Linked DNA regions of Homo sapiens: region 2 is linked to region 1. The links are chromatin loops, found by intact Hi-C in ENCODE. Cell type or tissue: B cell. All regions are shown on one strand. Links, peaks and the distances in the headings refer to the core of each region. The heading gives the core; the rest is flanking DNA.

Region 1 (14,998 bases), core at 4,335-12,334:
CACGCTTGCAATTCCAGCACTTTGGGAGGCCAAGGAAGGTGGATTACTTGAGCCCGGGAGTTCAAGACCAGCCTGGGCAACATGCTGAAACCCTGTCTCTCCTAAAAACGTAAAAATTAGCCAAGCGTGGTAACACGCACCTGTAATCCCAGCTACTTGGGAGGCTGAGGCACGAGAATTGCTTGAACCAGGGGGGTGGAGGTTGCAGTGAGCCGAGATTACGCCACTGCACTCCAGCCTGGGCGACAGAGCGAGACTCAGTTTCAAAAACAAAACAACCACAACAAAAAATGTGAGTGGAAGCAGAGATTGTTTGCAGATTAGCTCATGGGAATTTGGGGGGAGTGATAGAAATGTTCTAAAACTGGATTGTAGTGATGTGGCAACTTCAGATACATTTACAAAAATAGTCACTGAGTTTTACACTTACAATGGGTGAATTTTATGGTAATGTAAATTATACCTCAATAGAGCTGTAAAAAAAAAAAAATTACACGTGTGATTAGTACTATGCAGGAAAGGTGAGAGAGTTTCCACAGGTTGTAAAGTGCTGTCTGTTCCAGTCTGAGGAGGGGTAGCCATTGAGCTAAGACCTAAAGAATGAGAAATTGTTAATCTAGGGAGAAATTATTCCTGGGGGGTTGGTTTCTGACAAAAGGAACATTATACATTAGTGCCTGAGAGCAGGACGGGTTTGAGATAGGCTGTTTTTTGTTTTGTTTTTTTGAGACAGAGCCTTTCTCTGTTGCCCAGGCTGGAGTGCAGTGGTGCAATCTCAGCTCACTGCAACCTACGCCTCTTGGGTTCAAGCGATTCTCCTGCCTCAGCCTACCAGGTAGCTGGAATTACAGGTGCCCAACACCATGCGCTGCTAATTTCTGTATTTTTAGTAGAGACTGGGTTTCACCATGATAGCCAGGCTTGGTCTCGAACTCTTGACCTCAGGTGATCCACCCACCTCGGCCTCCCAAAGTGCTCCCAAAGTCCTGTAATCCCAAAGATTACAGGAGTGAGCCACCGCACCCAACCCTGTTTCGTTTAATTTTAACTCTAGTCCCAGTTGGCAAACTGATTTCACTGCCCAGTAAAGGGTTACAACCTTAAGATTTTATTTTTTAAGCAGTTTTAGATTCACAGCAAAATTGAGAGAAAGGTAGAGAGAGTTCCTACATACCCCCTATTCCCACATGCACAGCCTGCCCCACCGTCAACCTCCCCCACCAGAGTGGTGCATTTGTTACAGTTGATGAACCTACATTGACACATCAGCAGCAGCATCCAAATTCCATAGTTTACATAAGGGATAAGGGTTCACGCTTGGTGTTGTACATTCTGTGAATTTGGACAAATGTATAATGATGGTATCCATCATTGTAGTAAGGTACATAGTATTTTCACTGCCCTAAAAATCCTCCCTGTTCTGCCTATTCATCCCTCCCTTCCCCCAGCCCTTAGACAACACTGATCTTTTTACTATCTCCATAGTTTTGCCTTTGCCAGAATGTCATATAGTTGGAGTGATACCATATGCAGCTTCTTCAGATTGGCTTCTTTCACTTAGTGATATGCATTTAAGTTTCTTCCATGTCTTTTCGTGGCTTGACAGCTCATTTCTTTTTAACACTGAATAATCCTGTATTCCATTGTCGGGATGCCCCACTGTTTATCTACTCAGCTCCTGAAGGACATCTTGGTTGCTTCCAAATTTTGGCAGTTGTGAATGAAGCTGCTATAAATATCCATAAGCTTTTTGTGTGTGCAGGTTTTTGTGTGCACATGAGTTTTCAACTCCTTTGGGTAAACACCAAGGAGTGCAATTACTGGATCGTACAGTAAGAGCAGGTTTAAATTTGTAAGAAAACAACTGTCTTCCCAAGTGGCCGCACCATGTTGCATTCCCACCAGCAATGACAGAGTTTCTGCTTCACATCCTCACCAGCATTTGGAGTTGTCGGTGTTCTAGATTTTGTCCATTCTAATAGGTGTGTAGTAGTTAAATATTTTTTTCAAGTTGGAGAAGTTGATTATAGAATAATCTAAATTCACTACTAGGAAATTCTTCCTTCTGTCTGAAACTGCCAAAGTGATGCTGTCTACACTTAGATATAACCAGAAATAAGCATTTCTAAAGTGACACTGTAACCAAAAGAGGAATTAAAATTCCTGATGAACTGATTGATAAGGAGGGGAGACTGGACAATGGGGAGTGATTTAAGGGAACTTGGTCTTCTTCGGTCACTAACAGGAGAACATGAATAATGCAGAAACCAGCAAAATTAAAAACAAAATAGTAAAAAGGAGTAAAAACTGCTTCTGTTTTGACTTTTTATAAAGCCTTTGATACAAAAACATATACCATATTATTTTGTGGAAAAGCACATCTATTTTAAGAAACATTAAAGTGTTGATATTAACATAATTTTTGAAGTAGTACTAAAAGTCATAAAAGCGTAACACTTTTGAGCAAGGATTTCATTTCATTCCCTCAACAGTGCTGTGTCCCATTTCACAGGTAGAACGTCAAGGCTTAGAGAGGTTAATCGACTTACCCAAAGCCACACAGCCAGGAAGTGGTGAGACACTGGAATTGCATTCCAAATGTGTTTTTCGTTTCCACTTCAGTAATGAGGAAATGAAAGCCCAGAAGATCAAGTGGACTTGCCCAAGGCTATATAGCTTGTGGTCAGTGGAAAGTATTTCATCATAACCAGCAACATAGAAATCTGTCCCGGGGGGCATGTTCCCTCCCAATCTGAGTCACTATCCCATGTCCTCTGTCTCCAAAGCACCAGATAATCCTGGAGCCTGCAGCCACCCAGCCAGCATTACAAACAGGGTCCCAACTGTCAATACCTCCAGCATTCATTGCTGCAGCCCTAGCCTGGGAATCTTTTACAGACCAGTTGTAAACCATAAAACACAGGTTCTCAAAAAGAACAAGAGAGGAGGATTGGGTAATAGTTCAAAATTAGTCACAGAAAGAAAAAAAAAACCACTCAACTATGAAAAAGTAAAAAATTCATTACATTTAAAACTTTTGTTTAAAAAATTCCAAGCCCTGAGTAAAGGGATGCAAAAGAATTCATAGGCCAATTGTTGGCCTACAGTTCTATCATGAAAATATGACTCTCTTTTCTGGCTCCAATTCAGGACATATATATTTTGCAAAACAACATTATCCTATTATGCCAGCATCTCCCAGTGAGGAGACAAGCCTGTTGGTAAATCTGGGTTTGCCATCTCATTTATTCAACAGTGATTTCTTTTTCTTTTCTCTTTTTTTCTCTTTTTTTTTTTTTTTTTTTTTGAGACGGAGTCTCACGCTGTCACCCAGGCTGGAGTGTGCAGTGGTGCGATCTCAGCTCACTGCAACTTCCATTTCCCTGGTTCAAGTGATTCTCCTGCCTCAGCCTCCCAAGTAGTTGGGATTACAGGCATGTTTCACCACACCCGGCTAATTTTTGTATTTTTAGTAGAGATGTTTCGCCATATTGCCCAGGCTGGTCTCAAACTCCTGACCTCAGGTGATCCACCTGCCTCGGCCTCCCACAGTGCTGGAATTACAGGTGTGAGCCACTGAGCCCAACCGCAACAGTGATTTCTTTATTGAGCACCTACTGTATAGTAGTTGGTTGGGATAGCAGGTTTCATCATGAATCTGTTGCTTCTTTCTAGCCCCTCACTTTCCCCCTCCCTAGACTTGAAAGCCTCAGATAAAACATACAGAGTTCGGAAGAAAGCTAGAGGTTTGGAGGGTAGTGAGATCTTTCTGAGGCTAAAAAGAAAATTCCTCTTGAGCCCAGGAGTTCAAGACCAGCCTGGGCAACATAGCAAGACCTTGGTTTTTTTGTTTTTTGTTTTTGTTTTTTTTGAGACAGAGTCTCACTGTGTCACCCAGGCTGGAGTGCAGTGCTGCAATCTCGGCTCACTGCAACCTCCACCTCCCAGGTTCAAGCAATTCTCCCGCCTCAGCCTCCACAGGTGCCCACCACCATGCCCAGCTAATTTTTGTATTTTTAGTAGGGACAGGGTTTCACCATGTTGGCCAGGTTGGTCTCAAACTCCTGACCTCAAGTGATCAACCTGCCTTAGCCTCCCAAAGTGGTGGCATTACAGGCGTGGGCCACTGCGCCCGGCCAGAAGTCAATCTTAAAATCAAGAGACTGGACAGAATAGTGCTGATGGGGTGCAGGCCCTGTCACTTCCTAGCTGTAAACTAACTAGAATCATCTAACCTCTCTCTCTGTCTCCCTTTCTTCATCTGTGAAATAGAGGTAATAATAGCACCTACCTCATAGGGTTGTTGCAAGGATTAAAGGAATTAATTCGTATATAGCATTCAGAACAGTGTCTGCTACACAGTAAGTTCTCAAGAACTTACTTAGCTAATGTTAAAATGGTATTCCTTAAAATGAGATCCGGATGAGGATGGAAAAACTACCTATCAGGTACTATGCTTATTACCTGGGTGATGAAATAATCTGTACACCAAACCCCCATGACATGAAATTTACCTATATAACAAACCTGCACATGTAACCCGAACCTAAATTAAGAGTGAATTTAAAAAGAGAGAGAGAAATCCATTTCCCACACTCCAGTTGTTTTGGTTTTTTTTTTTTTTTTTTTTTTTTTTTTAGCACCCTCTGACTTTTCCACTTGCCAGTTTGGATTTGTAGGGTAGTTGTTAAGTGTTGGGTTTTTTCCTTCTCTCCAGGGGGAAAAAATATATAATTTAGTTCAAATCTTTTTTTTCCTCAAAATATTCTAAGAGCAAAATTAATAAAATATCCAACAAGCCTGTTTGAATGAAGACGAGGTATAATTTGCATGATAAAGATATATTTCCATTTATAAAGTTCATCAGCAGAATTAATGACAAATAAAGGGAATATCCAATTAAAGTTTCCCATCCATTAACAATTTGCTTCACTCTCAGGGCAGGAATTTTAAACGGAGATGCTTAAGTTGGAAATGATTTAAATATTAAGGTTGGTGGCATTAAAAAGGACATGAAATGATCATATTAGGATTCAAGGAAAAGAGATTCTCCAGTCATTTTTGTCGTCAGAGTCAGATGCATTTCCCCTCAATCCTAGTTCCACGGGCTTTATCTTGTTCACCCAAATGAGCTGTCAAGAAATGATGGGTGTCATCATAATCAAAGAAAACAAGTTTGCCCTTTAAAGCAAAAGAGGTAATTTGGCTGAAAGCAAATTGGAAACATTTCATGTAACGTTGCGTTTCCAGCCGCACTCTCTGAAGAATTCAGGCATTTTGATTTATGCCTGAGAGCTTTGGGGTACAATGGAGAGGACTGCATTCATTAACTACCTTGTTCACATTCATCCTGTAGCCATGGGCAAAGATCCTTCATCCTCAGAGAGCCTGAGAAATCTCCATGGCTGTCCCTAAAACTTTTTTTTCACTTACAAGATAGGATCTAGGCTGGGCATGGTGGCTCACGCCTGTAATCCCACCACTTTGGGAGGCCAAGGTGGGCAGATCACCTGAGGTCAGGAGTTTGAGACCAGACTGGCCAACATGATGAAACCCTGTCTCTATTAAAAATACAAAATTAGGCTAGCGTGGTGGTGCACGCCTGTAATCCCAGCTACTTGGGAGGCTGAGACAGGAGACTGCTTGTACCTGGGAGGCAGAGGTTGCAGTGAGCCCAAATCACACCATTGCACTCCAGCCTGGGTGACAACAGCAAAACTCCAGCTTAAAAAAAAAAAAAAAAAAGAGGAGAGATAGGATCTCGCTCTGTCACCCAGGCTGGAGTGCAGTGGTGCGATCATGGCTCACTGTAGCCTCAACCTCCCTGGCTCAAGCAATCCTCCTGCCTCAGCTCCCCAAATAGCGGGGACTACAGGCACCTGCCACCATGACAGGCTAATTTTTTTTTTAACTTTTTGTAGAGGTCTCATTTTGTTGCCCATGCTGATCTTGAACTCCTGGGCTCAAGGAATCTTCCCTCCTTGGCCTCCCAAAGTGCTTGGATTGCAGCTGTGAGCCACCATGCCCAGCCTCCTAAAACTTTGTCTTCAGGAAAAGCCTCAAAGGATCTCATGAGATTCATTAGGGAGCAGGAAGTGTGTGTGAATCAAAGTGATTGAAGATAATTCCCAATCCTCTGCTCCCAAAGGGGCTTCTGGTTTGTTTTTTGTTTTTTTGTTTTTTTAAGAGACAAGATCTCACTCTGTTGCTCAGGCTGGAATGCAGTGGCCTGATCATAGCTCACTGCATCCTCAAACTCCTGGGCTCAACAAATCCTCCTGCCTCAGCCTCCCAAAGTGTTGGGATTACGGGCGTGAACCATGATACCTGGCCTGATATTGAATACATTCTGCCTTGCCAAGGAACTAAACATCCTTAGCACCTGATCTGGCCTGCCTTTCTTTTTCGTTCTTAGTCACTTTGGGTGTTTCTTTGATTCCCTGCCATTCTCTTGGTGTGTTCTTTGGTTTGGTGAGTTGAAGTTATCTTTTGTGGCTTCAAGTGTCACTTCCTTCTCCTGGGCAACATAGCAAGACCCTATATCTACAAAAATAAAAATACAATAATTAGCTGGGAATGGTGGCACGTGCCTGTAGTATCAGCTACTCGGGAGCATGAGGCAGGAGGACTGTTTGAGCCCAGGAAGTCGAGGTTGCAGTGAGCCATGATCGTGCCACTGCACTCCCTGGATAATGGGAAGGCCAAGACACCATTGTCCACTGCAGTATGGCAGCTAGAGCTCAATGAGTTTAAAAGTGAGCTCATTGTCCTCCCCTCCAAATGTCCTCTCCTCTCCCAATTTCTGCCATAGTTTCTTAAGGGCCCCATCTTTCTCTACCAGTCACCCAAACTCAAAACTCTTTCACTCAAGTCCTAATGATTCTTTCTTCAAAACATTTCTCACATCTACAGACAATATGAAAATAAAAGTGGCACAGGTAACCTGTAAGTAGTAACTTACAGCTTTCATTGGTGCTTACTTCTTAGGAGAGGGGGAAAGACAGACAATAAACAAATAAACAGGTGCATATAGGGATGTCAGATGGTGATACTTAACCTGGAGAACGAACAGGATAAGGGGGAAGAGATGAAGAAGAATCAGGGTGAGGGATGGGGATGTTATGGGGGGTGTCCATCTGAGACATGGTGTTGGGGGGTGAGCAGACATCCTGGGCAGTAGGTGTTCTTTTTTTTTTTTTTTTCTTTTTTTCTTTTTTAAGAGATGGGGACTTGCTATGTTGCCTGGGCTGGTCTTGAACTCCTGGGCTCAAGCGATCCTCCCACTTCAACCTCCCAAAGTGCTAGGATTACAGGCGTGAGCCCCTGTGCTTGGCCAAGGCAGTAGGTGTTCGTTCAGCAATTGCATCAGAAATCATTAAAGTCCTGGACTTGGGATTTTCGTTTTCCTGGGTTAGTGCTATTAGTTATTTATTGAACATTTTTTACAGCGTGCAGGCTTCTCATTCATCCTGAGGACTCTTGTTTTACAGCTGAGGAAGCCCAAGCTCTGGAGGATTAAATGACCAGCCCAGAGACCCCCAGCAAGGATTTGAACCCAAGTGGGGCTGTGCAAAGCTAGTACTTTTAGCCATTGTACTATGAAAGCAATATAAATTACTGATCTCTGATTGCCCTATAGATTTTTCTGAAACAGTTATTTATTTGTCTATCTATCTTTTGAAACAGAGTCTCATTCTGTTGCCCAGGCCGGAGTACAGTGATGCAAACTTGGCTTACTGCAACCTCCGCCTCCTAGGTTCAAGAGATTCTCATGCCTCAGCCTCCTGAGTAACTGGGGTTAACCTGAGTAACAGGTGCGTACCACCATGCCTGGCATTCTCTCGTATTTTTATTAGAGACGGGGTTTCGCCATGTTGGCCAGGCTTGTCTTGAACTCCTGACCTCAGATGATCCACCTCCCTCGGCCTCCCACAGTGCTGTGATTACAGGTGTGAGCTACCATGCCTGGCCTGAAATAGTCTTTTAACTAAACTTTTTACTTTGTAATAATTGTAGATTTATAGAAAAGTTGCAAAGATAGTACAGAGAGTTCCCGTATGCCCTCCATTCTGCTCCCCCTAATGTTAACATCTTAGATAACCTTGATGTGTTTGTCAAAACCACAAAATTAGGCCCGGCACGGTGGCTCCTGTCTGTATTCCCAGCACTGGGAGGCTAAGGTGGGAGGATTGCTTGAGCCTAGGAGTTCAAGATCAGTCTGGGCAACATAGTGGAGCTCATCTCTATAAAAAGTTAAAAAATTAGCTAGGCATCGAGCACCTATAGTCCTAGCTACTTGAGAGGCTGAGACAGGAGGATCACTTGAGCCCAGTAGGTCGAGGCTGGAGTGAGCCATGGTCACACTATTGCACTCCAGCCAGGGTAACAGAGCGCCTACAAAATTAATGTTGGTACAATGCTATTAACTAAACTTTAGACTAGATTTGGATTTGGATTTGGATTTCTCCAGTTCCACTAATGTCCTTTTTCCACTCCAGAACCCAATCCAGAATACAACATTACATTTAGTGAAACAGTTTTTTAAATTGTATTTCAAAGTTATATTTCACCCACCAATTTTTAAAATCAGTACTTAAAAATGGCCAGGCGTGGTGGCTCAGGCCTGTAATCCCAGCACTTTGGGAGGCAAAGGCAGGTGGATTGAGAACAGCCTGGCAAACATGGCAAAACCCTGTCTCTACTAAAAATACAAAGATTAGCCAGGCGTGGTGGTGTGCACCTGTAGTCCCAGCTGCTCAGGAGGCTGAGGCAGGAGAATCACTTGAACCCAGGAGGCAGAGGTTGCAGTGAGCCGAGATCATGGCACTGCACTGCAGCCTGGGCGACAGAGCAAGACTCTGTCTCAAAACAAATAAACAAACAAACCAAAAAACTTTAAAATCAGTGAAAATGTGCCATTCCTAGTCCTGTTAGTCTTACACTGCATTCTGCCCTGTCCCTGTCCTGCTCAGACATAGGCTGAGGCCTGTGGTTCCGTCGCCCAGGCTGCTTGTCAGTTGGTTTCCTGCTGGTTTTGGCCAAGGGCAGTAGAAAGAAACCAGGGTATTTCTCCTCCCCCACCGCCACCCTTCTTTAATCTGCATTTCCGGCAATGTCTCTAGCTCCTCTGGGAACTGATGGCTGTGGTTCAAACTTCCCCTGGGTGACCCTGGGCCCCAGGCTCACCATCTCTTCATGTGGTGGCTTCCTGCCATTGACAATTGCGGGATGGCTTTGTCTTCCCCTGGTTGGCCTCTCAACTCTCCCATCACTGATGTAACCAGTCTCTGGTTTTAAATCCTTAGAATGCTGTCTGTATGCCTGGCTGGTCCCCGCCTGACACATGTGCCTGAGATGCCTCCACACTTGGTCTTCCTGCCCTTGTGGCCCTAACACCCTCACAAAGCTGAAAACTGCTTCCAGTGAAAGGTTCTGTGTAAAAGCGACAGAGGACCTAAGATGAACTCTTGATGTCAACAGTTGTGGTTTCTGCAGCCACACTAACCACACAGATGTCAGCACAGCTGCACTCACACCTACTTCTTCATTTTGCAGGATGGCCAGAGACAATAAAAGCACGAGACCCAAGTAGTCTACCGAAGTCTCCATCTCTGTGGACCTACAGAGGCACAGAGGGCTGCTCACAAGATGGCTTTAGACATTCTCGCCATGGCCCCTTTGTATCAGGCCCCTGCCATCAACAGAATAGGGCCAAAGACAGACCCATCTAAAAGGCCAGCTGATCCACTAAAACCCTTGGTTCTCTCTAGGACCAAACTCACCACCATTGAGGCCAAAAGGATCATGTCCATCCTGGATGAGGCGATCTACAAGGTGGAGCTGGTGACCTTGCTGTCGTATGTGGCATCCAACAGAGAGGATATGGAGGGGATGCTGGGGGAGGACGTCATGAGGGCAGTGAGAGAGCATGAGGATCTCTGCCAGGTCCTCCTTGAAAACGTCAGGTGCCTGAAAGAGAAAGAAAGGCAATTGCAGGAGCAGAAAGAGGCTGAGGAGGAAGGGTGGCTCAGAGACCGCCTCCTTTCCATAGAGCTGCAGAAATCCAGCCTCTCACCACTTATGCAGCAGATCAAAGACTCCACCAAGAACGTCCTTAGACTCTTGCTCAGCAACCCCCAGGCTGCTAGGCTCCTGCAGATGCAGACACAGGGTAGAAGTGCAGAAGCCCAGAATTTTATTGACAGCCTGATAGAGCTCCGTGGTTTCCTGTTTGAAAAACTACTCACTAGTCCCATGGAAGCGAGGGATAAGGCCCAGTTCTTACAGGATATCAGTAGACAGAATAGTAATAACCAACAAATCATTGATACTCTTGAAAAGGAATTGGCGGAGAGAATGAAGAACAGGAATGCAGAGGTATTGTTTCATAGTATTGCTGAAATTACTGAAGAAGCCACACAAATCTTTTGTTGGTTGGGTTTTTCCTCAATGATTGATTTTTTTTTTAAGATGGAGTCTCGCTCTGTTGTCCAGACTAGAGTGCAGTGGTGTAATCTCGACTCACTGCAACCTCTGCCTCCCAGGTTCAAGCGATTCTCCCACCACAGCCTCCCAAGTAGTTGGGATTACAGGCGTATGCCACCACGCCCGGCTAATTTTTGTATTTTTAGTAGAGACAGGTTTTCGCCATGTTGGCCAGGCTGGTCTAGAACTCCTGACCTCAAGTGATCCTCCTGCTTTGGCCTCCCAAAGTGCTGGCCACTGCGCCTGGCCAATTGATTGACTGATTTTTTTGAGACAGGGTCTCACTCTGTTGCCCAGGCTAGAGTGCAGTGGCATGATCACAGCACACTGCAGCCTCCATCTCTCAGGCTTAAGCAATCCTCCCATCTCACCCTCCCAAGTAGCTGAGACTACAGGTGTGTGTCACCATGCCTGGCTAATTTTTTGATTGTTTGTAAAGATGGGCTCTTGCTACGTTGCCCAGGTTGGTCTCGAACTTCTGGGTTCAAGAGATCCTTCCGCCTTGGCCTCCCAAAGTGCTGGGGTTACAGGCATGAGCCACTATGCCCGGCCTCCCCAGTGATTTTTTTTTTTTTAAGATGGAGTCTTGCTGTGTCACCCAGGCTAAAGTGCAGTGGCAACATCTTGATTCACTGCAACCTCCGCCTCCTGTGTTGGGAATGGGTGCTCGGTGTCGCCAAAATCAACACTGAGACAAAGGATCTCTCAGCAAGGCTAGTTTACTCTCTGCAGAAAGGGTGCTGCTTGCTAGCAGTCTTGCCACAAGAGCACACATGAACAAAAGAGACGGGGTCATTTATAACCTGACGCATCCACCCTACTGCTGTGTCCAGTTTCCATTGGCTGGAACAGGACCTCACATTCTGTACTCAACCCGATTGGCTAGCAATTTAGAACTTCCCAAAAGAGGCAAAGGCAGAGGGAAACAAAGGAAGAGAGCAAGTAACTCCTGGAATGCTGAGAGAGGCAAAAACACCTCCAAATAAGGAAGAGGAATAGGCTATGACCTAATGCTTGCTTGGACCGGTTCAGGTATGCCAAGGCAAATATCTAAGCTAAAATGTGGGAGCTAAGAACAGAGTATATTGATTTCTTTTTTTTTTTTTTTTTTGAGGCGGAGTCTTGCTCTGTCACCCAGGCTGGAGTGCAGTGGTGTGATATCAGCTCACTGCAAGCTCCGCCTCCAGGGTCACACCATTCTCCTGCCTCAGCCTCCCGAGTAGCTGGGACTACAGGTGCCCACCACCATACCCAGCTAATTTTTTTTTTGTATTTTTAGTAGAGATGGGGTTTCACCGTGTTAGCCAGGATAGTCTCGATCTCCTGACCTCGTGATCCGCCCACCTCTGCCCCCCAAAGTGCTGGGATTACAGGCGTGAGTCACCACGCCCGGCCTATTGATTTCTTTTTTTTTTTTTTTTTTTTTTGAGACGGAGTCTCGCTCTGTCGCCCAGGCCGGAAGCCGGACTGCGGACTGCAGTGGCGCAATCTCGGCTCACTGCAAGCTCCGCTTCCCGGGTTCACGCCATTCTCCTGCCTCAGCCTCCCGAGTAGCTGGGACTACAGGCGCCCGCCACCGCGCCCGGCTAATTTTTTGTATTTTTAGTAGAGACGGGGTTTCACCTTGTTAGCCAGGATGGTCTCGATCTCCTGACCTCATGATCCACCCGCCTCGGCCTCCCAAAGTGCTGGGATTACTGGCATGAGCCACCGCGCCCGGCCTGATTTCTTTATTACAGCTAGCAGAATTGAAGAATATTAACACAGGTCTTCGAGTAAATTTTGGTTCTAAGAGAGGTTACTACCTATTCTGAATTAGACTGGGAGGAAAGTCCCTTTGAAGAGGAACCTCTATTTCATTTTCTACATCCTGGGTTCAAGCAATTCTTCTGGCTCAGCCTCCCGAGTCTCTGGGACTACAGGTGCCCGCCACAATGCCCAGCTAATTTTTTTATTTTTAGTAGAGATGGGGTTTCACCGTGTTGGCCAGGCTGGTCTTGAACTCCTGACCCTAAGTGATCTGCCCGCCTTGGCCTCCCAAAGTGCTGGGATTATAGGCGTGAGCCACTGCGCCTGGCCTAAGTAGCTTTTTTTTTTTAAAAAAAAATTCATTTACTCCACAAATTATTGTAAGTACTTACTAGGTGCCAGGTCTTATAAATAAGCCCATGTGGTTCCAGCCTCATGGAGTTCACAGTAAGGAAGGTAGGAATTAAAGAATTCATTTAATTACAGTTTTGAGAAGTACAATGTACTTCTCAAAGGGAGTGTTACAGGAGAACTTAACACCAAAAGGTCAGGGACATTGAAGCCAAGATATGAAGAATGCGAGGGCGTGAACCAGGCAAGTGCAGTGAGGAAGAACCTTCCAAGCTAGGGATCAGCGAACTATTTTTTTTTTTTTGAGACAGTCTTACTCTATGCCCAAGCTGGAGTATAATGGCATGATCTCAGCTTACTGCAGCCTTCACCTCCCAGGTTCAAGTGATTCTTGTGCCTCAGCCTCCTGAGTAGCTGGGATTACAGGCATGTGCCACCACGCCTGGCTAATTTTTGTATCTTTTAGTAGAGACAGAGTTTTGCCATTTTGGCCAGGCTGTTCTTGAATTCCTGGTCTCAAGTGATCCTCCCACCTCCCACCTCAGCCTCCCAAAGTGCTGGAATTACATGTGTGAGCCACCGCACCTGGCCCCAACTTTTTCTACAAAGGGCCAGATAGTAAAAACATTAGGCTTTGTGGGCCAGATGGTCTGTTGCAATTACTCAACTCAGCTTTGCTGTTATAGGGGAAAAGCAGCCACAAACAATATGTAAATGAATGGGCTGTGTTCCAACAAAACTTTACTTACAAATACAAGTGGCTGGCTGGATTCGGCCTGTGGGCCATAGTTTGCCAACCCCTGTTCCAGGTGGAGGGTAGAGTGCACCTCAGTAATGAGACAAGAATAAGCCTGGCTAGTTCAGAAACCCAGAGAATGCCAGTGAGCTAGAGGGAAGGGACAAAGATGGGCTGGGAAAGCAGGGGAAGGAGACAGATCACACAGGGCCTTTGAGGCCTAATCAAGGAATTTGGTTTCTAGAAGTTTTTAGTTTTAGAGACAAGATCTTGCTCTGTCACCCAGGCTTGAGTGCATTGGCACGTTCATAGCTCACTGCGGCCTTGACCTCCTGGGCGATTCTCCTGCCTTAGCCTTTTGAGTAGCTGAAACTACAGGCATGCGCCACCACTCTTGGCTAATTTTTTACATTTTTGTAGAGACAGGGTCTCGCTATGTTGCCCAGGCTGGTTTCGAACTCCTGGGCTCAAGCAATCTCCCTGCCTCAGCCTCCCAAGTAGCTGTGACTACAGGCACATGCCACCATGCCTGCCTAATTAATTTTTTTTCTTTTTTTAGAGATGGGGTGTCTGGCTGGAAGTAGTGGCTCACACCTATAATCCCAGCACTTTGGGAAGCCAAGGCAGATGGATCACTTGAGGTCAAGAGTTCAAGACCAGCCTGGGCAACAGGGTGAAACCCCATCTCTACAAAAAAAAAAAAAAAAAAAAAAAAATTAGCTGGGCACAGTGGCTCATGCCTGTAATCCCAGCACTTTGGGAGGCTGAGGCAGGCAGATCACCTAAGGTCAGGAGTTCGAGACCAGCCTGACCAACATGGTGAAACCCCATCTCTACTCATAATATAAAAATTAGCTGGGTGTGGTGGCGTGCACCTATAATCTCAGCTACTCGGGAGGCTGAGGCACAAGAATTGCTTGAACCCAGGAAGTGGAGATTGCAGTGAGCCTAGATTGCACCATCATACTCCAGCCTGTGCGACAGAGTGAGACTCTGTCTCAATGAAAGGGAAGGGAAGGGAAGGGGTGGGGAGGGGAGGGGAGGGGTCTTACTCTGTTACCCAGGCTGGTCTTAAACTCCTAGCTTCAAGGGATCCTCCAGCCTCAGCCTCCTGAGTAGCTAGGATTATAGGCATACCACACCAGTTAGAAGAATTGTTAAGAAGGGAAATGGCGGTGTGGTGGCTCACGCCTGTAATCCCAACACTTTGGGAGGCCAAGGCAGGTGGATCACTTGAGCTCAGGAGTTTGAGACCAGCCTGGGCAACACGGCAAAACCCTGTCTCTACGTAAAAGACAAAATTAGCTGGGCGTGGTGGTATGCACCTGTAGTCCCAGCTACTCAGGAAGCTGAGGTGGGAGGATCACTTGCGCCCAGAAGGCAGAGGTTGCAGGGAGCTGAGATCGCACCACTGTACTCCAGCCTGGCTGCAGAGCAAGACCCTGTCTCAAAAAAAAAAGGGAAACAGTAGCATGATCCCAAACCCTAATAATAATTGTCATATTGCACACATACAGTGTATTTAGTTTAACATACATTTTCTCTCTAAATCTTTACAAAAACCCTGTGAGATGGTGTATGAGTACAGATTTGGCTGCTATAACAGAGACACCCAAAATAGCTGTGGCTTAGTCAAGATGGCAGTGTATTTCTCTGTAGTGGAAACACCGGAGCTGG
Region 2 (14,998 bases), core at 4,008-12,007, 1.8 Mb after region 1:
GTAAGCAGGTCCTGTTGACCTTCTTACTGGAGGAGGAGAGGGAGGGGGTCTGAAAAGGCGCAGAGCAAATTCCAGATCCTGTCCTGGATGGCTGATCCCTCACCCCAGCCCAGAACCTGAAGTGGATGCTGCCGGGATGGATGAATGAGCATTATTATGGAAAATACTTAATCCAAGCTTACTGTCTAGTATCAAAAAGTTAACCTACTTGGGAAGCTGAGGCAGGAGAATCACTTGAACCTGGGAGACAGAGGTTGCAGTGAGCTGAGATCACACCACTGTACTCTAGACTGGTCGACAGAGTGAGACCCTGTCTTAAAAAAAAAAAAATTCCTTGCCTTCTTCCAAAAATGATTTTAGTCAGGTTAGAGACACCCAGAAAGAGCTGGGAGACAGCTGCTACAACACAGACAAGAGTCCCTCTTGCCACAGATTTGTCTCAGCTTCCTGGCAGCCAATGCAAAGGATTCTCCGAGAGAGGACAGTCATTTGTGGAAAGAGAATGCTGCTGCTTAGCTCCATTAAAGACTCTGAGAAGTCCTGCAGCAGAGAAACCTATTAAACCCATGCATTACCCAGACTTTGACCTATTTCATAGACCTTATTACCATCCCAAGGTAATATGGGATTGAGGTGAGGAAGGTCCTCACCTCGCAAACTCTCCTTAAACGTGGTGCGTCTCAGCCATTCTCTGGGGTGGGCAGCATCAAGACTGAGCCTAGTTGCTAAAAGCCATCCAGTATCCTGCCCAGAAATCCCTCAGGGCTACAGAACCATGCAGCAACTCCACCACCCTGAGGTTTGGGACACTTAGTCCTGTGCTTGAGTCCCAACTCTGCCTTCTCTTCCATAGGTAAGTGACTCACCTCTCCTAGCCTCAGTTTCCAATTTTTTTTTTTTTTTTTTAAGAGATAGGGTCTTGCTCTGTGGCCCAGGCTGGCTCACTGCAGCCTCAAACTCCTGGGGGCTCAAGTGAGCCTCCTGCCTTGGCCTCCCAGGTAGCTGGGATTACAGACACATGCCACCACATGTGGCTGATTATTTTTTTGTAGAGATAGAGATAGGATCTCGCTATGTTGTCCAGGCTGGTCTCAAACTCCTGGCTCAAGTGATCCTTCTGCCTCGGCCTCCCAAAATGAGTCTCCACGTGTGTGTATGTGTGTATTTTGTTTTTGAGGCAGGGTCCCTCTCTGTTGCCCAGGATAGAGTATAAACTAGCTCACTGCAGCCTTGACCTCCTGGGCTCAAGCAAGAGTCTGCATTTTCTAAGGTGGGATAATAATGCCACTACCCTTCCCTGAGAATATGAGCATAGTGTGTGCAACAGAGCTCCCAGAGGGTATGGAAGGATCTCAGGGGAATGGTAAGGCAGGGAGGAGCACAGGGCCTTAGGAGCTCAGCCTTAAGAGAGACTTGGGAGCAAGAAGGCCCCTCCCTGGGCAGCCCTCCTGAGTTGTCACTCCCCTGCTCCCATGCACCAGAGGCTCAAGAAGGCCTCCCTCTTCCTTTTCCATCTTTCGGTCTTGGCCCAGCACAGAGAAAGGAGCAGTAGCGTTTGCTGAATATTCTCCGAAGTGGGGATGGTGGAGAAAAAGGCACTGGAGGTTAAGGGAATAGCAAGAGCCAACACCCAGAGGGCAGAAGGCACAGCCCCAGGCTAGAAGACAACAGGGGCTTGACTGTGGCTGGAAATGACGCTCACAGACCCCACACCACCCTTTAGTGAGCATCTGCTGTGTGCCAGGCATTGGAGCCTGGGTGGCCCACCAGCAGTTTCCAGATTGTGGAATTCACAGGCCGGCAACATTTTTCAAAAAGTTTTCCAAGAGGAAGTCACAGAAATGGGCGTCACACCATCAAGGACACGACGAAACCAAGTAGGACGTCATGGTTCCAGAGCAAAGGACAATCCTGGGCATCATGGACAGTGAGATTTATGAAGGAGAAGCCTCACCACCCTGCCCCGGGCCAGCTCCGTGCAAGGAGCAGTGTGTGTGAGCCTCACGTGGCCCTCCTGTGCCTTCACCTACTTCACAGATGAGAAGGCTCAAGAGACCTCCAAGGGGGAGGGAACACAGCACAGGGTGCTTCTATGACCTTCTGGCACAGGACATCTGGAAGGGAGTTTGGAATCTGCATTTTAACATGGGACCTGGGTGGATCTGAAACCCACCGGCGTCTGAGCTGGCTGGGGTCTGAGGGAGGTCAAGAGAGCTGGGCAGGGAGGCCTCTGTCCCCCATCTTCCCCCCAGATGCCAGGGAGCCACAGAAGATGTGCAGGAGGGGAGGCACGGCCCATCCCTCAAAGGCAGAAAGTGGTGGATGCTGGGAGCTGAGCAGCCAGGATTCCAGTCCCAGACAACTGCTGGGGGAAAGGGGTATTCACAAGGAGCCCCCAGTGAGGAGAGAGGAGCCAGGCTGGAAAACAGTGTGACACCTGGGCCCTCTGGGAGTTGGGCAGCATCAAAAACTGCCATCTGTCCCATCAGACTACGCCCAAGTCTGTCCAGAATTAGCTATTTCCACCCCCACGATGCTGCTCCAGCCTACCCTCCTCTGCTCAAAACTCCCCTGCAGCTACAGGAGGCTGAAGCAGGGAGGTTGAGGCTGCCGTGAACTATGATGGTGCCACTGCACTCCAGCCTCGACAACAGAGCAAAATCTCATCTCAAAAGAAACTCCCGGCTGGGCGCAGTGGCTCACGCCTGTAATCCCAGCACTTTGGGAGGCCGAGGCGGGCAGATCACAAGGTCAGGAGTTCAAGACCAGCCTGGCCAATATGGTGAAACCCTGTCTCTATTAAAAATACAAAAATTAGGCCAGGTGCGGTGGCTCACACCTGTAATCCCAGCACGTTGGGAGGCCGAGGCAAGGCAGATCACCTGAGGTCAGGAGTTAGAGACCAGCCTGACCAACATGGAGAAACTCTGTCTCTACTAAAAATACAAAATTAGCCAGGTGTGATGACACATGCCTATAATCCCAGCTGCTCGGGAGGCTGAGGCAGGAGAATCGCTTGAACCCAGGAGGCAGAGGTTGTGGTGAGCCAAGATCGTGCCACTGCACTCCAGCCTGGGCAACAAAAGCGAAACTCCATCTCACACAAAAAAATACAAAAATACAAAAATTAGTCGGGCATGGTGGCAGGTACCTGTAGTCCCAGCTACTTGGGAGGCTGACGCAGGAGAATCACTTGAACCCGGGAGGCAGAGGCTGCAGTAAGCCAAGATTGCGCCACTGCACTGCACTGCAGCCTGGGCAACAGAGCAAGACTGTCTCAAACAAACAAACAAACAAAAACAAAAACTCCCCTGTGGTCCTCATCTGAGAGACCCTTGTTACCTCCTCAGCCTCTTGGGCCTCCCTCCCTCGCTCTGATCCAGCCACACTGGCCTCCACTCTTCTTCAGTGTGCCAGGTGCACTCGGGGCCTGTGCCCTCAGAGAGGCAGCTCCCCCCACAGCTTCACAAATACGACTGCTTTTCAAAGTGTCATCTCCTCAGGGAGGCCCTCCCTGACCACAGTATCTAAATCCTGAGCCGCAAAGCCCCTTCACTTCCTTCCCTGCCTGTTGTCCTATGAGCTGGTCTTGCGCATTCCTTGATGCAGGTCTCTGCCGTGACTTGGCTTTGCTCACGTGGTGTCCTTGGCCGCGAGCCAGTGCCTGCTAGGTGGTGGGTGCTCAACATTCATCATAAGCCTTTTGCTGGCTAAGCATCCTTTGTGCTGGGTAACGGGGGGCATAGGGGATGATTGCCCCTACTGCCATCCCCCACCCCAGTGAAGACCATGAGTGATAGGGATGCTACAAGCCAGTGCTCTCAGGGCTGGGGTGGGCCTCCCAAGGCCCCTCCAGCTGGCCAGGGAAGAGGGCAGGCTGAAAGGCAGGCTCAGGTGTGTCAGCCCCCTGACCTCCCCGCAAGGGCACCATCAGGAGCCCCCATGCTACAGACTCTGGGAGGCAAAATCACACAGTGCCCCAGCCATGGGGAATAGCGAAGTTGAGCCAGGGCTCCAATCCTCATCTGCCCACCCCCAGCCCCAGCACCCCCAACACCTGGTCTCCCTCCAGCCGCCTTCCCGCCCACACCTTCCCCTGCCACCCAGCCCCTGCATTTGTGATGCCCTGCCTGACCCAAACTGCATGTCCCAGCAGAGAAAACCTCCTCTCCTCCAGGGAGCCTTCTCTGACCACTGAGTCATGATTAGTGCAATTCCTGTGCCTCTCCCTCAGCACTGAGCTTATCGAACCGGCCATGGTTTCCTGATGACGCAACTGCCTCCACCATCTGACTGGGAGAGTTCCTCTTGGGGTTGGGGTGGGCACCAAACCTTGCTGCCAGCTGAGGCCCAGCCCTGGGGCAGGCCCAGAGGAGGTACTTGGAGGGTTTGCCGGGTGGATGGATGGATGAGCACTTGGGTAGGTACCTGGGACCCCCAAGCTCTCAAGTGCCTGGGAAGCAGAGGGAGGTATGGGGTGTGATGGGTGATCTCAGCCCCCTTTTCCCAAGCTCCTTGGGGGGCAAACTGAAGGCAATGAGCCAGTTCCAGCGACTGAATCAGTGTGGGAACTACAGGCCACAGGGCGCTTCTCTGCTATGCCCCCCACCAGGACCCCAAGCCTGGCCCCTCCTTCACAGACCCTTCAAATGCAGGGCCCTGAGCAAATTACTTTGGCCTGCTGTGCTTCAGTTTCCTCACCTGTAAAATGGGGATGATAATGGAACCCACTCCTTGGACTTCTGCAAGTGAGCCTGCCTGCTGCCCTGAATGCCCAGTGGGCCCAGTCCACAGGGCAGCGGCTCCTAGACCCCCACCACCCTGTTCATTATGGGCCAGATCCCCCCTTGGTCTGCACCCTGCTGCCTCAGGTGCCCTTTCCCCACAGGGGAGGAGGAAAGAGAAGGGAGAAGCTTCCAGAAAAGCCACATGGCTGCCAGAAAAGCCCTTTCCTGGCAAGAGCCCCCCAATGCCAGAAACAGAAACCTCCCCAGCCAGAACATCCCCCTATTTCCCAGACATCTGAGGGCTTTGGGGGTCCCAGGCCCCTACCCAAGTGCTCATCCATCCGTCACCCAGTAAACCCTCCAAGCACCTCCTCTGGGCCCAACCCAGGGCTGGGCCCCTACTGGGAGCAAGGCTTGGTGCCCACCCCAACCCTGAGAGGAATTCTCCCAGTCAGATGGTAGAGGCAGAGACAGACATGGTGAGTGTGACACCCCCAAATACAGAATCCCTGTTCAGAGTCAGATCCCCCCTCCAGGCAGGTGGCACCCCAGCTCACACTGAGTGACTGAGTGTGGTGTGGGCAACAGGACACACACCAGCCTGCTTTTCCCGTGTATGTGTGTGGCGGGAGGGGGGCGGGGGAAGTGATTAGCCAGAGATGCTGGGACAGACAGGACTTGGGGACCTGTCTAAAACCCCACCCAGAGTGAATTCCCCTCAGTTCCCATCATGGTCCTCCTGCATGTCAGAGAATCACAGGGACACAGACACAAAGCCCCCTCTCAGAGAGACAGCAACCACCCCCAAGACAGAATCATGATGGCAAGGACACAGAGCCCCTTTCAGATGCTAGAGTGGCCTCCCTACAGCGACAGACACCCAGAGGAAGACCTTCACACAGGGAAAGACAGCCCCCACCACACCTGCTTCCAGACCAGCCCAGAGTCCCCAGCAGCAACATGGTCCCCTCCTCAGATATGGGTGCCGACTCCACCAGGTGGCCAAGGGTGGAGGGGCCAGTTACACATGGCCCCTGCAGCCTGCTGTGAGGATGGTGGGACGCTTCTACTCTCGAGTCGGCTATGGTGGGGCTATGCGCAAGGCCTGGGGACAGTGGCTTATGAGGGATGATGCCTGGAAAGCCCTACACTCCCTACCCCGCAGTGGGCACCTTCCCCAGCGCTCTCATCCCAAAACATGGACAGGAAGTCCAGGCCCCATCCAGCCCACCTGGCTAGGAGGAATGTCCTGGGATGGGCCTTGCAAGGAGCAGGATGGAAGGAGGGGAGCCACACCCCCAGGGCCTTTTCCCTCCACACCTTCACTCAAGCTGTGCCCTCCGCACAGGGCACCATTCTGGCCAAACCGCTGGGCTCTCAAGTGCCAAATAAGGACAAACAACTGTCAGGCACCGGGAGCTGCGCTGCAGTGACAGCCAGCGGACCAGCACATGGCACAGGGCATGCAGCAGCTTCCATCCACCTGCCCTGTCCCCAGCAGGCCTGAGCCACTTCTGAGGACAAGATGGCATCTCTGGGCGGCACTCAGCTCCATACACGGCAGGGCCACCAGACCCCACTCCAGGCCTGGTCCCAGCACACCTCCCCTGCTGCATGCCAGCTGCCGTCAGCCCACGCCTCGCACGACCACATCCTGCTCCCAGCTGTCCCCATAGGAATCCTTCCTGCCCCCACTGTGGCCAGCCTGGCTAAGCCCAGCACCCCTGCCCTTGGCCACACCTTTTTCAGGTGACGCCTTCTGCGCCTCGCCACCACAAGGCCATGGACGCCCCAAACCACGAGTGCCAGGCTGTGCTGGCCTCCAGACAGAAGGGAGAGCAAGCAGCTCCCTTGGCAGGGAGGGGGCAAGCCTGGCTCCCTGCAGTGGGTGGGGGTTGTTCACGCCTGTAACGAGCACTTTGGGAGGTCAAGATGGGCGGATCACTTGAGGTCAGGAGTTCGAGACCAGCCTGGCCAACATGGTGAAACCCTGCCTCTACTAAAAATTCAAAAATTAGCCAGGCGTGGTGGTGCATGTGTAGTCCCAGCTACTCAGGAGGCTGAGGCACGAGAATCACCTGAACCTGGGAGGCGGAGGTTGCAGTGAGCCGAGATCGTGCTACTGCACTCCAGCTTGGGCTACTTCAAGATGCCCTCTCAAAAACAAAAAAAACACCAGTGAGGACTGTAGCCAGGCCCCGCATCTGTGACGATCACCGAGGGTATCATGGGGCCCCAGGGCTGGGTCTACTGTAGCACACACCAGTGGGGCCAGGTCCCCAGGCTTGAATGGGGCACCGACGGCCCATCCCCCTGCCACAAAGCCAGGACCAGCTCGGGGAAGCCCCGGCCAAGCATCTGCTCTGCACCGGGTGTGGGTGGAAAAAGATGTGGTTAAGAAACAACAAAAAACCTCTGTCGCCCGTCTCGGGTGGGGAGAGTGCACCAGAGGAGAGGGGACTCATCACCACCAAGATCCCCAAAGCCCCAGACAACGGTAGCTACTGCCTGCCTTCGAAGAACGATGATTCAGAAGAAGAGGTGAGAGCAAGGGCTTCTGGGGTGGAGGGGCTCCCAGCCAACTGGCACAGCCAGGCCAGGTCCTCCTCCAGCCACGGCACAGCACCGGGAATCCCATGTCCTTCTGAGCTCCACCCGGCACGGACTCTCATTACTATCATTTTAGCTCCTGTTTACTGAACGTTTACCATGTCACAGGCCTTGACACACAGCCTCTCACTGACATCACAAAACAACAGGAAATCACACCAGCCACCCATAACAAAAGCCAGCTGGATTAAATAATTAAAAGTGAAAAAGGAAACCAAGACAGAACTAGAATAAAACCTAAATAATTATTTATCTGATCCTGGGTGGGGAAAGGCCTTTCTAAGGTAAAAAAGCAAAGAATAAAACCATAAAGGCGAAGATCACTGGATTTTACTGCCTGGAACTTGCAAACCCCCATAGGTCAAGAAATGCAGGAACAAAATTGAAAAGTCAAATCGGAAACCAGGGAAATATTTGCAACATGGGACAGAGCTAATATCCGTGCCGTGTAGTGTTCACAAATCAAGAAAAAGGCAAGCAGTGCAGGAGACAAACATGCTGAGTAAATAGCCTGATAAATCACAAGAAATGTGTATGACCAAGGAACAGAAGAGAAACAGTCGAAATCCACGGGGACAGAAAGATCAGTGGTTGCCACGGGCTGGAGGCAGGGAGTTTGGGGACTGACTGCTCCAAGGTTTTTTTCTAGGGTGATAGAAATGTTCTGGATTAGATAGTGGTGATCATTGCACAATTGTTTAAATATACTAAAAGCCAATGCATTGTACAATTTAAACAAGTGAATTTTATGGTATATGAATCATATCTCAACTTTTAACAAAGAGAAATGGTCACACTTAGGATAAGATAACCACTTTTCATCCAGAAGGTGGCAAAGGTTTTTAAAATAATACCCAGTGCTGGCACCACTGGTGACAAGAAGATATATGCGTATGACCTTTCTGGAAGGCTACTCAAAAATAATGTATCAAAAGAATAAGAAATGGCTATTAGGCAGATGAAAAGATGCTCAACACCATTTTCCATTGGGGAAATGCATATCAAAACCACACTGAGGCTAAACCCGGTAGCTCACACCTGTAATCCCAGCATTTTGGGAGGCTGAGGTGAGAGGACTGCTTGAATCCAGGTGTTCGAGACCAGCCTGGGAAATATGGTGAAACCCCAGCTCTTCAAAAAACAAAAACAAAACAAAACAAAACAAAAAACCACATCACGTAGTGTAGTGAAAAACAAAAATTAGCTGAGTGTGGTGGTGTGTGCCTGTAATCCTAGCTACTCAAGAGGCTGAGGTGGGAGGATCACTTGAGCCCAGGAGTTTGAGGCTGCAGTGAGCTGCCTCTGCACTCCACTGCACTGCACTCCAGGCTGGGTGACAGAACAAGACCCCGTTTAAAACAAACAAACAAAAAAAACACCACACTGAGAAACTACTTCACACCCTTTAAGATGGCTGGGATGGCTACAATCAAGAAGACAGACAATAACAAATATTGGCAAGGACATGGAGAAACTGGAGTCCTCTCACGCAATGATGGTGGGAATATAAAATGGTACAGTTGCTTCAGAAAACAGGTTGGCAGTCATATTTATTTTATATATAGTCATTTTTTTTTCTGAGTCAGAGTCTCTCTCTGTTTCCCAGGCTGGAGTGCAATGGCATGATCTTGGCTCGCTGCAGCCTCCACCTCCTGGGTTCAAGTGATTCTTCTGCCTCAGCCTCCTGAGTAACTGGGATTAAAGGTATCCACCACCACGCCCAGCTAATTTTTGATTTTTAGTAGAGACAGGGTTTCACCATGTTGGCCAGGCTGGTCTCAAACTCCTGACATCAAGTGATCCACCTGCCTTAGCCCCCCAAAGTGCTGGGATTACTGGCGTTAGCCACCGTGCCCAGCCCAATGTAATTAAACATAGAATTACTGTATGCCCCAGCAATTCCACTCCTAGATGTATCCCAAGAGAAATGAAAACACAGATCCACACAAAAACTTGTCCACGAATGTTCATAGCAGCATTATTCATAACAGCCAGAAAGTGGAGATAACCTGATGTCTATTAAGTGATAAACAAATAAGCAAAATGTGGCAAGTCCATACAATGGAGTATTTTTCAGCCATAAAAAGGAACAAAATACATGCTGTAACTTCGGTGAACCTGGAAAACATGATGCTAAGTGAAGGAAGCCAGACACAAAAGGCTGCATAGTCTGATTCCACATATGTGAAATGTCCAGAATAGGTAAATCCCTGGAGACAGAAAAGAGATGAGTGGTTGCCAGGGGCTGGGGAGGGAGGTATGGGGAGTGACTGTTCATGGGTACAAGGTTTCCTTTTTTGATGACGAAAATGTTCTAAAATTAGATTATGGTGAGGGTTGCACAACTCTGTAAATATACTAAAAACCAATGAATTATACGCTTTACACAAGCGAATTTTATGGTTTGTAAATTATATCTCAATAAAGCTTTGAGAGCAAGAACGGATCAGAAGTGCTCATAAAAGCCTTGACCCAGCACTCCCCTTCTAGGAACTGAGCAGAAGAAAATCATCAGAAGTGGGCACCAAGACTGACATAAGGTGTTCATCCCAGGGTCATCTATACCAGCAAAAAAGTTAAAAATGGGCTGGGCGCGGTGGCTGTAATCCCAGCACTTTGGGAGGCTGAGGCAGGCAGCTCACCTGAGGTCAGGAGTTCGAGACCAGCCTGGCCAACATGGTGAAACCCCGTCTCTACTAAAAATACAAAAATTAGCCGGGCGTGGTGGCACATGCCTGTAATCCTGGCTACTCGGGAGCCTGAGGCACGAGAATCGCTTGAACCTAGGAGGTGGAAAAAAAAAAAAAAAAGAATACAGAAAAATGTTCAGGACACAAAGTGAAAAAAGCAGGTGACCAAATAGTATGAGGAATGCCAGGCCCGCAAAGGCTGAAGCTTTTGTCCACAAGCTCCTGCCTGCAAGGGGCTCCAGACAGAATTGTGCAAAAAGTAATCCCTTCCCAGCAATTGCTGAAGGAATTGGAATTTGGAGGCGGAGGCAAAGTTAAAGACAGAGAAGAGGCTGGGTGTGGTGGTGGCTCACGCCTGTAAATCCCAGAACTTTGGGAGACCTAGGCGGGAGGACTGTTGAGCCTAGGAGTTTAAGACCAGCCTAGGCAACATAGTGAGAGTTTGTCTCTACAAAAAAACTTAAAAATTAGCAGGGCATGGTGTCCTGCTAATGTCTATGCTAATAGCAGCATTAAATAGTCCCAGCTACTTGGGAGGCTAAGGTGGGAAGATCACCTTGAGCCCAGGAGGTTGAGGATGCAATGAGCCGAGATGGCGCCACTGCTCTCTAGTCTGGGGGACAGAGCAGTGTCCCCCAGTCTCAAAAACAAAACAAAAATGACAATAATGACATCTACCAAAATGGAAATGCTGGTTCTCTCTGGGTAGTGAGATTGTGGGAGGTTTTTCTGTTACTGTTTTTTTTTTTCTTTAAATAGTTTCTGCCATGAGCTTTATTAATTGAAAAAGCAAAATAAAAAACATTAGGAACTCAGACATGGAGGCCCTCGGCAAGTTAAAGACAGTTTCCTAGATTACATGGGGTACCCAGATGAAGACAGGGCAGGGCCCCCTTCCAGGTGGTTCCCTAGAGAGAGGTTTCTCTCTCCTCCTACAGTGGTGCCCCTGTGTGTAGAGCTGAGGTTGGGGTTCGAGTCAGGCATGGGGTGGGGGGTCCCAGGCAGCAGCCACAGCGAGGGAGGTCCAGAGGCCAGGTGGCCCTTAATCGCCCCGATGTACACTGTCACCCAGTGGTTCCAGAGGCCAAACAGTGGGCGGGGGCCACAGCCTCCTCCTCAACTCAGAGGGGAGATAGGAAAAAGGGGGTATGGGGCCCCAGAAAGGAAGCTGAGGTGGCCCCTCCTGCACTGGGAGAGGAAGCCCCCCCCGCCACCCACCCCCGGCCGGCACTCGGAGACCTCTTCTAGCGCAATCAGTTTCCTTTTCCATTCACAAAGAACTGGGTGGGGGATTTCCAGCAGCGCCAATGGGGCCAGCCAGGGGTTGCTGTGGGGAGCAGCCAGGCTGCTGCCCATCCCGGGGAGGGACCCTGGGGACCCACCTGTGGGATCTGGTGGCCTCCTTCCCCTTTTTCTGCCCTTCAGGGTAGGAACACATCATGCCAGCTACTCCCTGAGCCTGCAGTTGGCTCAAAACAACCCACTAAGGCAAGTGCTGGCATCCCATTTTCTGTAATGAGCCACTGAGGCGCAGAGAGGCCAAGTTCTTGGCCCAGAGCCACACAGCAAGGATACAAGAGCCAAGATCTGAACCTGACCCTGTCCATCTGCCCTTCTCCAGCGTCCACCCTTCGCCCCTGGACCCTGACCCTGAACCTCCAAGCCCACAGCCCTGACCCCACAATGGTCTCATCTCAATACCAGCCTCGAAAACAAACAAAACAAAAAAATACCACACCAACTTCCAAGAAGCCAGTAAGAGCAGCCAGGCCTGGTAAGCAGGACGGGGTGGGGATGGACCATAATAACTTAATTACCTCCCCCCTTGTTGGATTCAGGGCACTTTCTAGGCTGTGGATTCGCAGAATTTGAGCTGAAAGGAAGCGCCCCGATACCATCTGCCCCCGTGGTTTCAGCGCGGTCGGGGGTTTCTTCTAAGCGGCAAAGCACTTTTTCAAAAACGATTTTGCATGGAACCCCAATAAGGGGGCAGATGGGGCGGCAGTGTGTGTGGCTGGGGCCGCAGGAGCCCTGCCCAACCCCCTCCGCCTTCCCCATCACTCCCAGAAGGCCACTGCAGGCACCCACTTCATAGCTCAGAGAGGACTGGGACCTACCTGGGTCACATGGCAGCCCAGGACAGAGTGAGGATGGGACCTCCGTTCCTACCCCAGGAGCCTCTGCCGCTGGTCCCCCAGGAGACGTGGGCCCAGGAAAAAACCGGCTTCTTAAGCCTGTGTGCCCGCCAGGACCTGAGCTCTGCCTGCCTGCCAAGACCAGGGCTCAGTCTGCCCTGCTTGCCGGGATACAGGCTCGTTCTGACGGTGGAGGGTGGGTGCTTTCTCTCTGCCTGTTCTGGGGCCTAAACACAAACCCCCTGCCCCTGGTGCCCCCCGGCCTTGGCAGACCCACCAGGGACTCTCATTTCCTGCCTTGGCCACCTACCAGCTCTGGGGCCTCGGGCAAGTTTCTGGACCTCTCTGTGCCTAGTTTTCTTGGCTGTGAAATGGCTTCATCACTGTCCCCACCTCCGGGGTTTGTGATAAGGATTCCATGGGATGTGGCGGACACAGTGCCTGTCACATGAAAACCAATTAATAAAAATGGGCCGGGCGCGGTAGCTCACGCCTGTAATCCTAGCACTTTGGGAGGCCGAGGCAGATGGACAGCCTGAGGTCAGGAGTTCGAGACCAGCCTGGCCAACATGGCGAAACCGCGTCTCTACTAATAATACAGAAAAATTAGCGGAGTGTGGTGGTGGGCGCCTGTAATCCCAGCTACTCGGGAGGCTGAGGCAGGAGAATTGCTTGAACCCTGGAGGCGGTGGTTGCAGTGAGCCAAAATCACACCACTCTGCTCTAACCTGGGCGACAGAGCGAGACTCTGTCTCTAAATAAATAAATAATAAATAAAAATGACAACGCCAGTGATGCCTGCAGCAGCAAAGCCTTGCAGGCCCCAGCGAACACTGGCTGTGTTGGGCACAGCTCTAGGTGCTTCCCAGACAGCACTCAGTTGATCCTGGGGCCAGAGCCATCATTCAGCTATTTTTACTTGAGTAAACTGAGGCACAGGGAGGGCAAAGTGCCTTCCCCCGGGTCACAGGCTCAGAAGGGCAGGGGCAGGCCAGGGCCGCGCCTGTCAGAGCCCGAGGCGGCTTCCTGCCGTCCCTCCTCCTCCTCCTCCTCCTCTTCCTCCTCCTCCTCCTCCTCCTCCTCCTCCTCGCACTCCTGCCCCGAGAGGAAACCGCCAGGCCTCCGGCGGACGTCCCTTTCTTTCTGCTTCCCCTTTCCCACACCCGGAGGCATGGGGGTGGCTCCTGCATCCCCGCCCAGGCTCTGGGCCCAGAGCCCGACTCCTGTGGCCTCCCCGGGTCTCAGTTTCCTCCTCTGTAAAGGAGGTGTGAGGGCGGTGCCACCTGGAAGAATCACGGCAAGGACGGACGGGCACGGCCCTCCTGTGCCCAGGCAGGGTCACAGCCCACCCAGAGGGAGCTGCCCACCTGTGCCTCTGCCTCCCCTGCAGACCCAGGCACACCCAGGAACTGAGGCCCCCAAGGGATGGGTCACTCATCAGACACCCGGGCTCCTGTGCTATCTCTTGGGGGGACTTTGTGCTCCCAAAATCAAGGTCAGAGTGGCCTTGTTCCAGGGCTTCTGGGTGCCCCAAATGTCTCCTGCCAGAAGGGTGGGCCCGAGGCTGCCCCTCACCTGCCCTATCAGTGCTTACCGTAGCCTGCCCCCCATGACACTTCCCATTTTACAGAAAACTGAGGCCCAGCAAGGCCAAGTCACACACCAGGGACACCTGGCTCGAAAGGGGATGAGTGGGGATGGCTCTGAAGCACATTTACCCCCGAGTCGCAGCCACTCCTACCCAGACCACTGCCTCCTGGGCACTCAGGCCTGTGATGCAGCGGGGGGCTCAGGGCTGAGGGCTAAGTCCCCCTGAGGCATCCCCCAGCCCCTCTTCTACCACTTCTCCAAGCTGGGCATCAGAGGCCATGGGTGGGATGTGCCAGGCAGAGTCCTCTGTGCCAGGTGAGGGGCGCTGGCCAGCCCCCTCCAGGCCTCGGTGTTGGCATCTATAAAATGGTGGCATTGGATAAAATGGCCACAGGAGCTTTTCCTAGTCCAAGAGCCCAAAACAGGTGCCCCCACCCATGCAGGGCCCTAGTTAACAGTGCCATCAATAATACTGACAGTAAGTCCTTCTAAGGACTCACTGCTCACAGGGGCAGCCAACTGCCCAGGTTCCAAGCCCCTCTCAGCCACAGGGGCTGTGAGACCTTGGGAAAGCCACCTAAGCTCTCTCAGACCTAGTCTCCCCATCTGTGAAATGGGCCTAATGGCGCAGCTACCCTCACAGGGCTGCTGTGAAGATAAAATGAAGCCAGGTCAGTAAAGTGCCTGCTGTATAAGGAAAGCCCAATAAATGGTGGTTTAAAGGGCATTTATCAACAGCTAGAACTCCATCATGTCCTCCACTGTACAGATGAGGGAAACTGAGGCTCAACCTCCAGAACCACCAGGGCTGGCAGGACTTCAAGACCATCTCAGCTAATCCATGCCTGGGCATATGTGGAAACTGAGGCCCGGCAGGCTGGGCATGCTCCATTTGAAATGGGAGCCCCACCTCCCCGGGAAGGTCTGGGGCCCAAGGCCAGCTACTCCAGCCTAGCAGCTGCTTCTGGAATCTTTCTCCTTCCCCAGGGCCCCCACTGCTGTCGCCTCCCCGTCAGGCTCTACTGCTGAACCAGTGGCAGCACAGGCCAGGCTGGGACCCCCTCCAATGCCGGCCTGGCACCGCCAGATCCTCTGATTTTTTTTTTTTTTTTTTTTTTTTTTTTTTCCTGAGATGGAGTCTTGCTCTGTCGCCCAGGCTGGAGTGCAACGGTGCAATCTCAGCTCACTGCAACCTCCACCTCCTGGGCTCAAGTGATTCTCCTGCCTCAGCCTCCCGAGTAGCTGG

Evidence for each region. A loop is a pair of places that touch in the nucleus more often than their neighbours do. Peaks named below come from ENCODE experiments on the same cell type or tissue, not always from the same donor. Only the 100,000 strongest peaks of a DNase experiment are listed, where the experiment ranks them.
Region 2: a loop joins it to region 1, with 8 times the contacts of the local background. A loop is called at or near these places in 1 of 110 quality-filtered maps.

Annotation. Positions count from the first base shown.
Region 1 is chr12:113,202,817-113,217,814 of GRCh38, reverse strand. It overlaps DRC10 (dynein regulatory complex subunit 10), which reads left to right. Exons shown (of 5, transcript NM_001330452.2): 2 at 9,556-10,377. The coding sequence starts at 9,649. Among named protein-coding and RNA genes, the nearest start is that of DRC10, 11 kb to the left of the region's middle. RefSeq lists enhancers at 8,807-8,966, 9,117-9,426, 9,637-9,766, 13,116-13,185, 14,864-14,998. In B cell, for the core only: no CTCF peak of the experiment used is centred there; a DNase peak (open chromatin) is centred at 9,324; H3K4me3 peaks cover 1,605 bases; H3K27ac peaks cover 3,373 bases.
Region 2 is chr12:111,427,269-111,442,266 of GRCh38, reverse strand. All of the region lies in intron 2 of SH2B3 (SH2B adaptor protein 3), which reads right to left. It overlaps LOC124903019 (a long non-coding RNA gene), which reads left to right. Exons shown (of 2, transcript XR_007063462.1): 1 at 1-4,319; 2 at 5,183-9,783. Among named protein-coding and RNA genes, the nearest start is that of SH2B3, 29 kb to the right of the region's middle. RefSeq lists enhancers at 5,353-5,932, 5,933-6,512, 7,023-7,152, 7,213-7,302, 11,224-11,533 and 2 more. In B cell, for the core only: no CTCF peak of the experiment used is centred there; DNase peaks (open chromatin) are centred at 4,276, 7,126, 11,356, 12,006 and 1 weaker place; H3K4me3 peaks cover 2,455 bases; H3K27ac peaks cover 7,932 bases.